Linked DNA regions of Homo sapiens: region 1 is linked to region 2. Evidence: read pairs that join two places in POLR2A ChIA-PET (ENCODE). Cell type or tissue: GM12878. All regions are shown on one strand.

The links. Peaks named below come from ENCODE experiments on the same cell type or tissue, not always from the same donor. Only the 100,000 strongest peaks of a DNase experiment are listed, where the experiment ranks them.
Region 1: POLR2A ChIA-PET joins it to region 2 with 5 read pairs; 3 of 35 experiments call an interaction of 5 or more read pairs at or near these places.

Annotation. Positions count from the first base shown.
Region 1 is chr3:125,578,898-125,583,897 of GRCh38, reverse strand. OSBPL11 (oxysterol binding protein like 11) reads left to right here. Exons shown (of 13, transcript NM_022776.5): 2 at 920-988; 3 at 3,858-4,033; 4 at 4,859-4,938. Among named protein-coding and RNA genes, the nearest start is that of OSBPL11, 14 kb to the left of the region's middle. RefSeq lists a cis regulatory region at 4,199-4,212 and an enhancer at 4,133-4,277. In GM12878, a CTCF peak has its summit at 966 (motif pointing right); no DNase peak of the experiment used is centred here.
Region 2 is chr3:125,355,218-125,360,217 of GRCh38, reverse strand. All of the region lies in intron 1 of ZNF148 (zinc finger protein 148), which reads left to right. Among named protein-coding and RNA genes, the nearest start is that of ZNF148, 18 kb to the left of the region's middle. In GM12878, no CTCF peak of the experiment used is centred here; a DNase peak (open chromatin) is centred at 2,894; H3K4me3 peaks cover 2,765 bases; H3K27ac peaks cover 1,837 bases.

The sequences.
Region 1 (5,000 bases), 220 kb before region 2:
TAAGCAATGTATCTCAAAATAACTGAAATAAACAACTTGATTGCGACCTGGGCCGGAAGTATAAGAACTCTAGCAGAAACCCAAGTGGCTGTATTTCTACAGAAGAATTCTTTCCTCTAGTTGTGGGCTTTATTTATTATTCTTATTTATTTATTTTACGTATTTAATAAAGAGAGACAGTGTCTCATTATGTTGCCCAGTCTGGTTTCAAACTCCTGGGCTCAAGTGATCCCCCTATCTTGATCTCCCAAAGTGTTGGGATTACATGTGTGAGCCACTGCACTCAGCCCTTTTTTTTTTTTTTTTTTTTTTTTTTGGAGACGGAGTCTCACTCTGTTGCCCAGGCTGGAGTGCAGTGGTGAGATCTCAGCTCATTGCAGCCTCCACCTCCTGGGTTCAAGTGATTCTCCTGCCTCAGCCTCCCAAGTAGCTGGGACTACAGGCACACACCACCACGCCCGATGAATTTTTGTATTTTTAGTAGAGATGGGTTTTCGCCATGTTGACCAGGCTGGTCTTGAACTCCTGACCTCAAGTGATCCTCCTGCCTTGGCCTCCCAAAGTGCTGGGATTACAGGTTCGAGCCACTGTGCCCGGCCATCCCACTTATAATACTTATAGTATATTTGTTTTATGTTTATGTAATTTTATATTTGTATAATGATTTTACATTTGGAATATTTATAATAATATATAATTTATGAGGTATTGTACTTGTTTTGAGGAAATTGATGAAGTCCTATAGATATGAAATTTGGGAGATTAAATGCCTCTGTTGACCTATACATTTTACTTCTCAATAAAATTTGAGGCATTTATAGAGCATATATGTATCTGCAGCTATTTTGAAAATTGTACCATTATCCTCCTGGGATTTCTTCTAATTTTTACTAACTTTGGCTTTTTCATTTTGAAATAGTGATCACATGGAAAATGTGTATGGCTATTTAATGAAGTATACCAACCTTGTCACTGGGTGGCAGTACAGGTAAGTGTGATTATTTGTGTCACATCAGTCTCTCCTAAGAGAGCAGGAATAGGGCCCAATAATTTTATATTTTGATATTACTTTAGACAGACATGGCTGGGAAACCTTTTAGAGAAGGATTTCCCACAGCTTCTAAAAGTTTGGTGACTTCTTCTTAGAGGGTGGGAAAAGTTGACATCTGTCCAAGTAGCAGCCTCTAAATGCCTCAGATGTTACTATTAAATGAGGATTAGAATCACTTGTTACCTGGCTTGGGCATTGTATACTTGCAGAAGTTAGGTTCTTAGGGGAAGAGAAATAGGGGTTTGGAGACAGCAAACACATTTGTGTTAGGTTCCCATCTTATGCCAGATTCACAGCTTCTCTGGGATCTTGAAGAGGTTAAGTAACCAGCCAAGGGTCACACAAGCTGTCAGGAAGCAGGAAAACCAGCTATCTCAAATACTTTATAGAATTGTAGTTGTGGGGCAGGCATATTAAACGGGATCAAATTGTCTACCAAGTTCTATTATAGAACAGGCTAACGTAGAATGCCAGACTTCTCCAAACCCAAACATGAATTTTTTTTTTTTTTTTGAGACGGAGTCTCGCTCTGTCACCCAGCTGGAGTGCAATGGCATGATCTCGGCTCACTGTAACCTCTGCCTCCGGGGTTCAAGTGATTCTTCTGTCTCAGCCTCCTGAGTAGCTGGAATTACAGGCATGCGCCACCATACCCAGCTAATTTTTGTATTTTTAATAGAGACGGGGTTTCACCATGTTGGTCAGGCTGGTCTCGAATTCCTGACTTCAGGTGATCTACCCGTCTTGGCCTCCCAAAGTGCAGGGATCACAGGCGTGAGCCACCACACCTGGCCACCCAACATGAATTTTAAAAGTTTAAAACTTTTTAGAGTTACTTTTTATTTTATATTAATTAATTAATTAATTATTTTTGAGACAGGGTCTTGCTCTGTTGCCCAGGCTGGAGTATAGTGGCATGATCTCAGCTCACTGTAACCTCCACCTCGGGCTGAAATCATCCTCCTGCCCCAGCCTCCTAAGTAGCTGGAGCTACAGGCATGCACCACCACACCCATCTAATTTCTGTATTTTTTTTTGTAAAGACAGGGTTTTGCCATGTTGGCCAGACTGGTCTCGAACTCCTGGATTCAAGCAATCTCAACTCATCCAGCCCTTTTTAGAGTTACTTTTTTTTTTTTTTTTTTTTTTTTGAGATGGAGTCTCACTCTGTCACCTAGGCTGCAGTGTAGTGGTGCAATCTCAGCTCACCGCAACCTCTGCCTCCAGGGTTCATGTGATTCTTCTGTCTCAGCCTCCCAAGTAGCTGGGATTACAGGTGCACGCCACCTCGCCCAGCTAGTTTTTTGTATTTTAGTAGAGACGGGGTTTCACCGTGTTGCCCAGCCTGGTCTCAAACTCCTAAGCTCAGGCAGTCCACCCGCCTTGGCCTCCCAAAGTGCTGGGATTACAGGTGTGTGCCACCGTGTCTGGCCTAGCGTTCCTTTTTTAAAAAGGGGCCAGATGAGGTGACTCACACCTGTAATCCAAGCACTTTGGGAGGCCGAGGCGGGAGGATCGCCTGAGTTCAGGAGTTTGAGATCAGTCTGGCCAACATGGCAAAACTCCATCTCTACGAAAAATACAAAAATTAGCTGGGCATGGTGGTGGGCGCCTGTAATCCCAGGTACTTGGGAGCTGAGGCATGAGAATCGCTTGAACCTGGGAGGCAGAGGTTGCAGTGAGTCAAGGTGGTGCCACTGCACTCCAGCCTGGGCAACAGAGCACGACTCCATCTCAAAAAAAAAAAAAATTATTACACTACTTAAATTGGAATTTCTGAAATGTATTTTTGAAAGTAGTTAATCTAGAACCAAATCAGAATTTTTTTTTCCAAAGTGTATTAGTATTTCATCAAATTCTTTTCCAGAGTGTATCAGCATTTCATCATTTAGTTTCAAGGTCCTTATGTTTCAGCATCTCCAATTGCAGCTTTTTCATTTTTAAACAGGAGAAGTAATCTTTAGTTTTGACTTATTTAATGATTCATTCACAAAATCTTTTTTACCCTGTTATTCTTGTTGTATATTTCACTAATTCTTAAATCACAATGCATATCTTGCCTAGTATATCTTGCCTTAACCTCAGAGCTCATATTTTGATTTATTTCCGGTGAATTTTAAAGAAAAATTTTCACTACCATTTGTCCTTTGGCAGTTTACCCTCTGTTAATGAATTCTGGGGAAAAATCTGTCTCTGAAAGGATATGGTATCTTTGCTTCCTTTTGTGCATTAACTGATAGGCCTCTTAATAAATGCCTCTCCCTCAGCTGAAGGGTTTATTATATCTTTTATTAAACTCATTCAATTTTTTTTTTTTTTTTTTTTTTTTTTTGAGACGGAGTTTTGCTCTTTTTGCCCAGGCTGGAGTGCAGTGGCTCGATCTTAGTGCAGTGCAACCGCTGCCTCCCAGATTCAAGCGATTTTCCTGCCTCAGCCTCCCGAGTAGCTGGGATTACAGGCATGCACCACCACACCTGGCTAATTTTGTATTTTTAGTAGAGATGGGGTTTCACCATGTTGGCCAGGCTGATCTCGAACTCCTGACCTCAGGTGATCCGCTCGCCTCTGCCTCCCAAAGTGCTGGGATTAGAGGCGTGAGCCACTGCGCCTGGCCTAACTCATTCGATTTTTAGTAATCTTCCCTGCTGGAAAATTCAGTGTAGTGTTTCCAGGTACCTCTTGAAATGCTTTTAAATTTTATTTTTAAGAGCAAAACCCTGAAATGTGTAAGTGATTGAAGTTTGCTTTGCTTTAGTTTGCTGAGGGAAAATGTTTACAAATTATGGATTTTAAAAAATCATTACAGGTTTTTTGTTTTAAACAATGAAGCTGGGCTGTTGGAGTACTTTGTGAATGAACAGTCTAGAAATCAGAAACCTAGAGGAACTTTGCAGCTTGCAGGAGCTGTAATATCACCCAGTGATGAGGATTCTCACACCTTCACTGTAAACGCTGCCAGTGGGGAACAATATAAACTCAGAGGTATGACCAAAATATGAGAATTAATACTGTGATTTTCCTCTTTTTTTGAGAAGTTGGTGTCTTACATGCTTTCATATGGGCTTTGGAAATAGAAACTGCTGTCATCAGTGATGTAAATACAATATTCTGAACCTTGGAACTGCTTTGAGAATTTATGAAATCTTTTGTAATAAGTAACTGTTTTCAAGTGGGACAATGTATGTTTGTTTAGGACTGGCCCCTCTGAAAAACGGTGTAGGTGAAACTCTGATTACTGAAAATCTAGAAACATAGACTTTAAATGATATTTTTTATGTATTTCACCCCTTTACTTGGTTTAGTTTACGTGCCCTTTTTGCAGTTTTCAGTAACTAATGTACATTATTGGGATTTATTATAATGTCATTCATTAAAATAACGTATAACTTCTGTTAAGATAAATTTAATTTGTGTAGAAGTTTTTTATTTAATGAATACACAAAGTATAATGGTAATCCTAAGTGAGCGTGCTCCTGCAGATCTGAAAGTATTGATTATACATCAAATAATTAAGGGGTTATTTCTTTAAATAAGAACCTATTTTTATGAGTTGCAACATGTCAGTCTCTCATCCTCACCTCACTGCATGTAATTTCTCCTTTTAATGAAGTAACTACATCCAGCTACTGTGTTCCCTAACAACGTTGGTGCTTTGGCCTCTTTCCTGCCTCCCTCCAGTCAGGGAAGTTTGCTCTAGTGAGAGTAAGACCAGTATCTGCTTTTCAGTGATCTGATCTTCATACTGTAGGCAATTAATTGTGTTCCAGAATAAATAAATATAAAATAATTTTTACATTCTTTTAACAGCTACAGATGCAAAAGAGCGACAGCACTGGGTTAGCAGACTTCAGATATGTACACAGCATCATACTGAAGCTATTGGAAAGGTATGTAGATTTATATACAATATTAATATACAAAAATGAGGAAGGAATATTTTTTATTTTTT
Region 2 (5,000 bases):
ACATGGAGAAGCTGATAGGATCTGGTAAATAGATGGACTGGAAATGAATGAGGAAGTTGAAGTTGTAGGCATAAGAGAGGAGAGAGTAGCTTGCAGCAGAGAAAATATGGAGAGAACATATGGAAAGGGGTTTAAACAGGCCATGGTTTGTAGGGGCGAGGATATTGACAAGCATCATTAAGTGTAATATTTTTATTAAACTGGGAAGTAGGGAGCCCTTGTATTCCCTGGGCTTTTGCAGCCCAGGCCCAGTTGTGCCAGCTGCATGGGCGGGCCTGTGCTGGCGGTGCACTTAGCAGCTGGTGGAGCAGCGGCGTGGAGCTGCATGGTGGCGGGTGGGCTGCCGCCCACTTGGGTCTGTGTGCTCTTGGCCCATGGCAGGGCAGGCAGGTGGGCGCTCGCTGAAGTGAGCAGGAAATAACTGATGTCAGAAACCTATTCTTTCTCTGTGCAAATAAGAACAGTCTATGCCACCCATGATAAAAGGTGGCAGTATGTCATGCCAGCTTTTAAAAAAATATTGTCAGTGATAGAGACATTGAGATCTCTATTTGTGTGCTTGAGAACCACATCATGTTTTCTGTTTGCAAAAACTGGCAAAAACTTGCATAAGTAAAGAGATTCGGGTAAAATGTGGAAGAATGGGGCACATGGTAAGAATGAGATGTCCTAAGGGAACTAAAGTGGACTCTTTACTTTCTTTTTTGTCTATAATGACTTTAATAATCCTGAAGTGCTGGGATTATAGACATGAGCCACTGTGCATGGCCCATATCAGAGTTTTTGATGTTCATGTTTCAGAGAGAGAGAGAGAAAGCATATTTAATGTAGAAACATGAAATGGCAGTGAGAAAAATATGACAAGGCACAAAATACGTAGTATTGGTGTTCCATCCTAGTGTAGCTTTGCTTCAGGATTAGTTCCAGGATTTAGCCCTGGGCTTTCATCACTTTCTTCCTGCCTTAACTTCTACATCTGTTTAGCCACCAAATTTAATAATGAAAGATCTCTGGAGACTCAGAGTGTTGAAGGCCTGAGAGGGCCCAGGGTTCTCACTTTGCTCAACTCATGAAACTTGGCTGTACCATCATGTAGCAGCCCTGCCTGATTCAGTCTAGAGTTGTTTTTAGGATGTGCCTCAGACTGGACCTTGTTGAGGGAGAGCATATTCTGAATATTTGGGTGGATTGTGTGGGTTAGGCCAATGATGAGTATCTTAAAGAAGGTGATGGGAAGGATTATAGTAGACATGGAGAGAAGTGTGTTTTAAATGATAACTATATTAATTCAACATAGATAAATGTCTTCACAATACAGGGGTTTGACCTTTGAACATCTAGGGTGGCATGGAGAAGTTTTCCCTGTAAAATTGAGAAGAGCCAATATCCAAGAGATTAGAATGAAATGCACACTTGCTGTTCTGCAGGCCCCTGTATATGTGTACTTGTCATATGTACACACCTGTATGTGTAGATACATATAATATTAAAATTTGTTTATTTGATTAGGTTGTATAATTAGTTTTAAGGGAAGTGGGACTAGTAGTGGAACTAGTTTTGAGTTATGAATGAGTTAAATGAATTGTTACAGAATATTTGGAAAGGTCATTTTCAAGGTTTTGGGGACGAGCCTAGGAAACAGATTTTTCTGTAGCCATAGGGGCTTCTGGAATAGATGCACAAACTTTGATGGCAGTTTGGGGCAAATTTGTGTAAGTTGGAGAGTGTTAGCTTTGAGGAAATGAGAACAGACAAGAAAAACGCAGTGTTTGAGAAAGTTATTTATGTATTGATTTGGTAGGAGCTGATAAAAAATTATAAAAGTTGTGGAGAGATTTTGAATAGCTAAAGTGGGAGATATCATGGAAGTGATTTATGAAGCTTTTTTTTTTCTTTTTCTTTTTTGAGATGGCATCTTGCTCTGTTGCCCAGAGTGGAGTGCAGTGGCGTTATCACGCCTCACTGCAACCTCTGCCTTTTGGGTTCAAGCGATTCTCCTGTCTCAGCCTCCTGAATAACTGGGATTACAGGTGCCCGCCACCACACCCGGCTAATTTTTTGTATTTTTAGTAGAGATGAGGTTTCACCATTTTGGATAGGCTGGTCTTGAACTCCTGACTTCACGTGATCCGCTCGCCTCAGCCTCCCAAAGTGCTGGGATTACAGGCCTGAGTCCCCGCGCCGGTCCGATTTATGAAGCTTGTTACTTCAAGTATTAGAAAAGTAAAATGGAAAGATGGTTTAGAGAAGATTTCTTTTGGGAACAATATAAAACAAGCAAGGCAAGAAAAAACTAAAATGAGTAAATTAGGGTGTGGAAAAGTTAGAGTAAGAGGAAGGATTAAGGCGGAGGCTACTGAAAGAGATTTCTTACTGTCAGGCTGTGTGATAATACAAAGCTGTGTTCTGCAGCGTTTTGTTGGATACTATTGATAACTGGTTCTTTAAGGAAAGGGGCTTAAACAGGCCTTGGTTTGTAGAGGTGAGGATATTGACAAGCATCATTAAATGTAATATTTTTATTAAAGAAACTTGGAAGTAGGGAGCCCTCATATTCCCTGGGCTTTTGCAGCCCAGGCCCGATTGGGCCAGCTGCGCGGGCGGGACTGTGCCGGCTGTGCGGTTGGTGGCTGTGGAACAGCGAAGTGGAGCTGCGTGGTGGCGGGTGGGCTGCCGCCCGCCTGGGTCCGTGCGCTCTTGGCCCGTGGCTGGGCGAGTGGGCGCTCCCTGAAGTGAGCAGGCCCTGGAAGGGGGGGAGGACGGGCTTTTGCCCACCGTCTGGCGAACCCCGCACGCCTCTTTTTGGGGGGTGTGTGTGTGTCCCGCGCGAGTGTGCCTGTATGCAGGGACCAGCACCTTCCATGACTTCCTTTTGTGTGTAAGTGCGTGCGTGCGTGCGTGTGTCTGTGCGCGTGCGCCCCTCTGCAGGGAGGAGGAGGAGGAGGAGGCGGAGGGGCGCGGAGAAGCTGGCGCACTTTGGGCCTCGGCGGGGTCGTCTGCGGCGGCCGGACCTCCCAGATACCGCGCCTTCTGGGCCTGCCCCGCTGGCGCAGTCAGGACCCCTTCCCTCAACGGGATGGGAAACTTTGTGAGTGGCTTCTCCGCAGCCACTAACAAGTGTCCGCCAGACAGCGGGGGGGCCGCCGAAGGCTGATGATGGACACCCGTTTTTCTTCTTATTCCTCTTTTACAAATCTTCTGTTGAACTGCATTGTGTTTACAGTTTCACGTCTGTGAAAAGGTCAGCAGGTAACTTGCTTTACTAGACAGCTTTTTACTGGGTATTAAGAGCAAAAAATGTACACCTGTATCCTTATATTAAAAAACCCTGCTTGTCTAGTGGTAAGAACAATCCTAAGGCCTTTCCAGAATTGGGCTGTGGGGCAAACTTTTGCTCTCCAGACTTTGTGAAACACCTTTTACGATGCCAGGAAAGAACTACTTGTGCAGTAGAATGAAAGCTAGAGTTGGAAATGCAAAAGTTGAAGCTCTTTCCAACAGCTTGCATTTAAAACAGCTTTTTGTTTTATATAATAATTGTGATTTGTTGAGTTTACATGAAGAATTTTGCAAAATTAGGCATGGTGTGATTAAACAAGAGCGTTTCTTAATTTTATAGAGGGCAGTGGTAAAGGCACCACTCAGTTTGGAAATTTCAAGTATGTTGAAATGTTGCTATAAATAAAATCCTATTCAGATTTTTAGATTTAATAAATCTAAAAATATATTTGCAGTTGTCCTTTGGGTGCAGGAGGAAGTCCTGGGTTTCTCTGTGCTTGTTTCTGGGCAGATTTTCAGTATTGTTAGCATGATACAGGTATAGAACCTTAACCTGAGTGAATAATTTGCTTGAGATTACCAGTCTGTTTTGGAGCTGGAATAGACTCTGGGTCTCTTATGCCCAGTCTGGTGACCAATCCCAGAATAGACTAAGGAAACTGGGTGTTTGTCTGTTTGGTGGAAAATAGGGCTGAGCCAAAAAATGAACGTGTGAACGTTTACTTTTCTGTTAAAACATTTAAAAGTAATTTCTCCACACTGGATTTCTTTGGCCTTTCTTTAAAAACAGAGGACTTGAGTATATTACCCAGTGGTACTTCTAGTGGGATTTGTACCACATTTACATTTGATTACAACAGGCAGATGCTTATGGTTTTTAACGGGGGGAAGATATATTTTTCATGCGAGTGTTCTCAGTGGTTAGAATAGGGAGTAAGTAACTTGAGCACTTTTAGCCTCCTTGAAATGCTAGGGAGAAGAGGAATTAAGTTAATGTCATTAATCTCTGTTGAAAACGTTTGGACCTCTTTATTGAGGATTCTTTACAAGGCATGGATGGAATACCTATGGATTTCCCCATAGCTTATATACTTTTATTCTCATTGTTACTACATTAGCCACACACAACAATATTTAATTAATGTTTTCATTAGGCCTCATACAAGAGGGTACCTTTTTCTAGTATGTGAGTTGCAATTTTTTTTTTTTTTTAAATAGAGACTGGGGTCTCACTGTGTTGAGCAGCCTGGTCTCAAACACCTGGCCTCAAGCTATCCTCCTGCCTCGGCCTCCCAAAGTGCTAGGATTACACATGTGAGCCACTGTGCCCAGCCCGACCTTTTGTTTTGCTGGAAAACATTCCTGTCTTTTCTTATGCCATTCCTCCTATATCACAAAACAAAAACAGTCTTCTTCTTTTTCCCTTGTCTGGAAACCCTGGACATTTTAAATCGAATGCAATAGTTCTCAAACCAGAGGTGATTTTGTCAAACGTCTGGAGACATTTTTGGTCAGCACGCTGAGGGGGTTCCACTGGCATCTAGTGGGTAGATAAACCTCCTACAATGCATATGACAGTCCCCATGACAAAGAAATTATCCACTGCAAAATGTCAGTAGTGCTGATGTTGACAAAACCCTGATCTGATGTATTGAGAATAACATTCTCCCAAATGATTTAAACCTATGAAAGTTATTTGTAATCTAATTGATATCTCTATA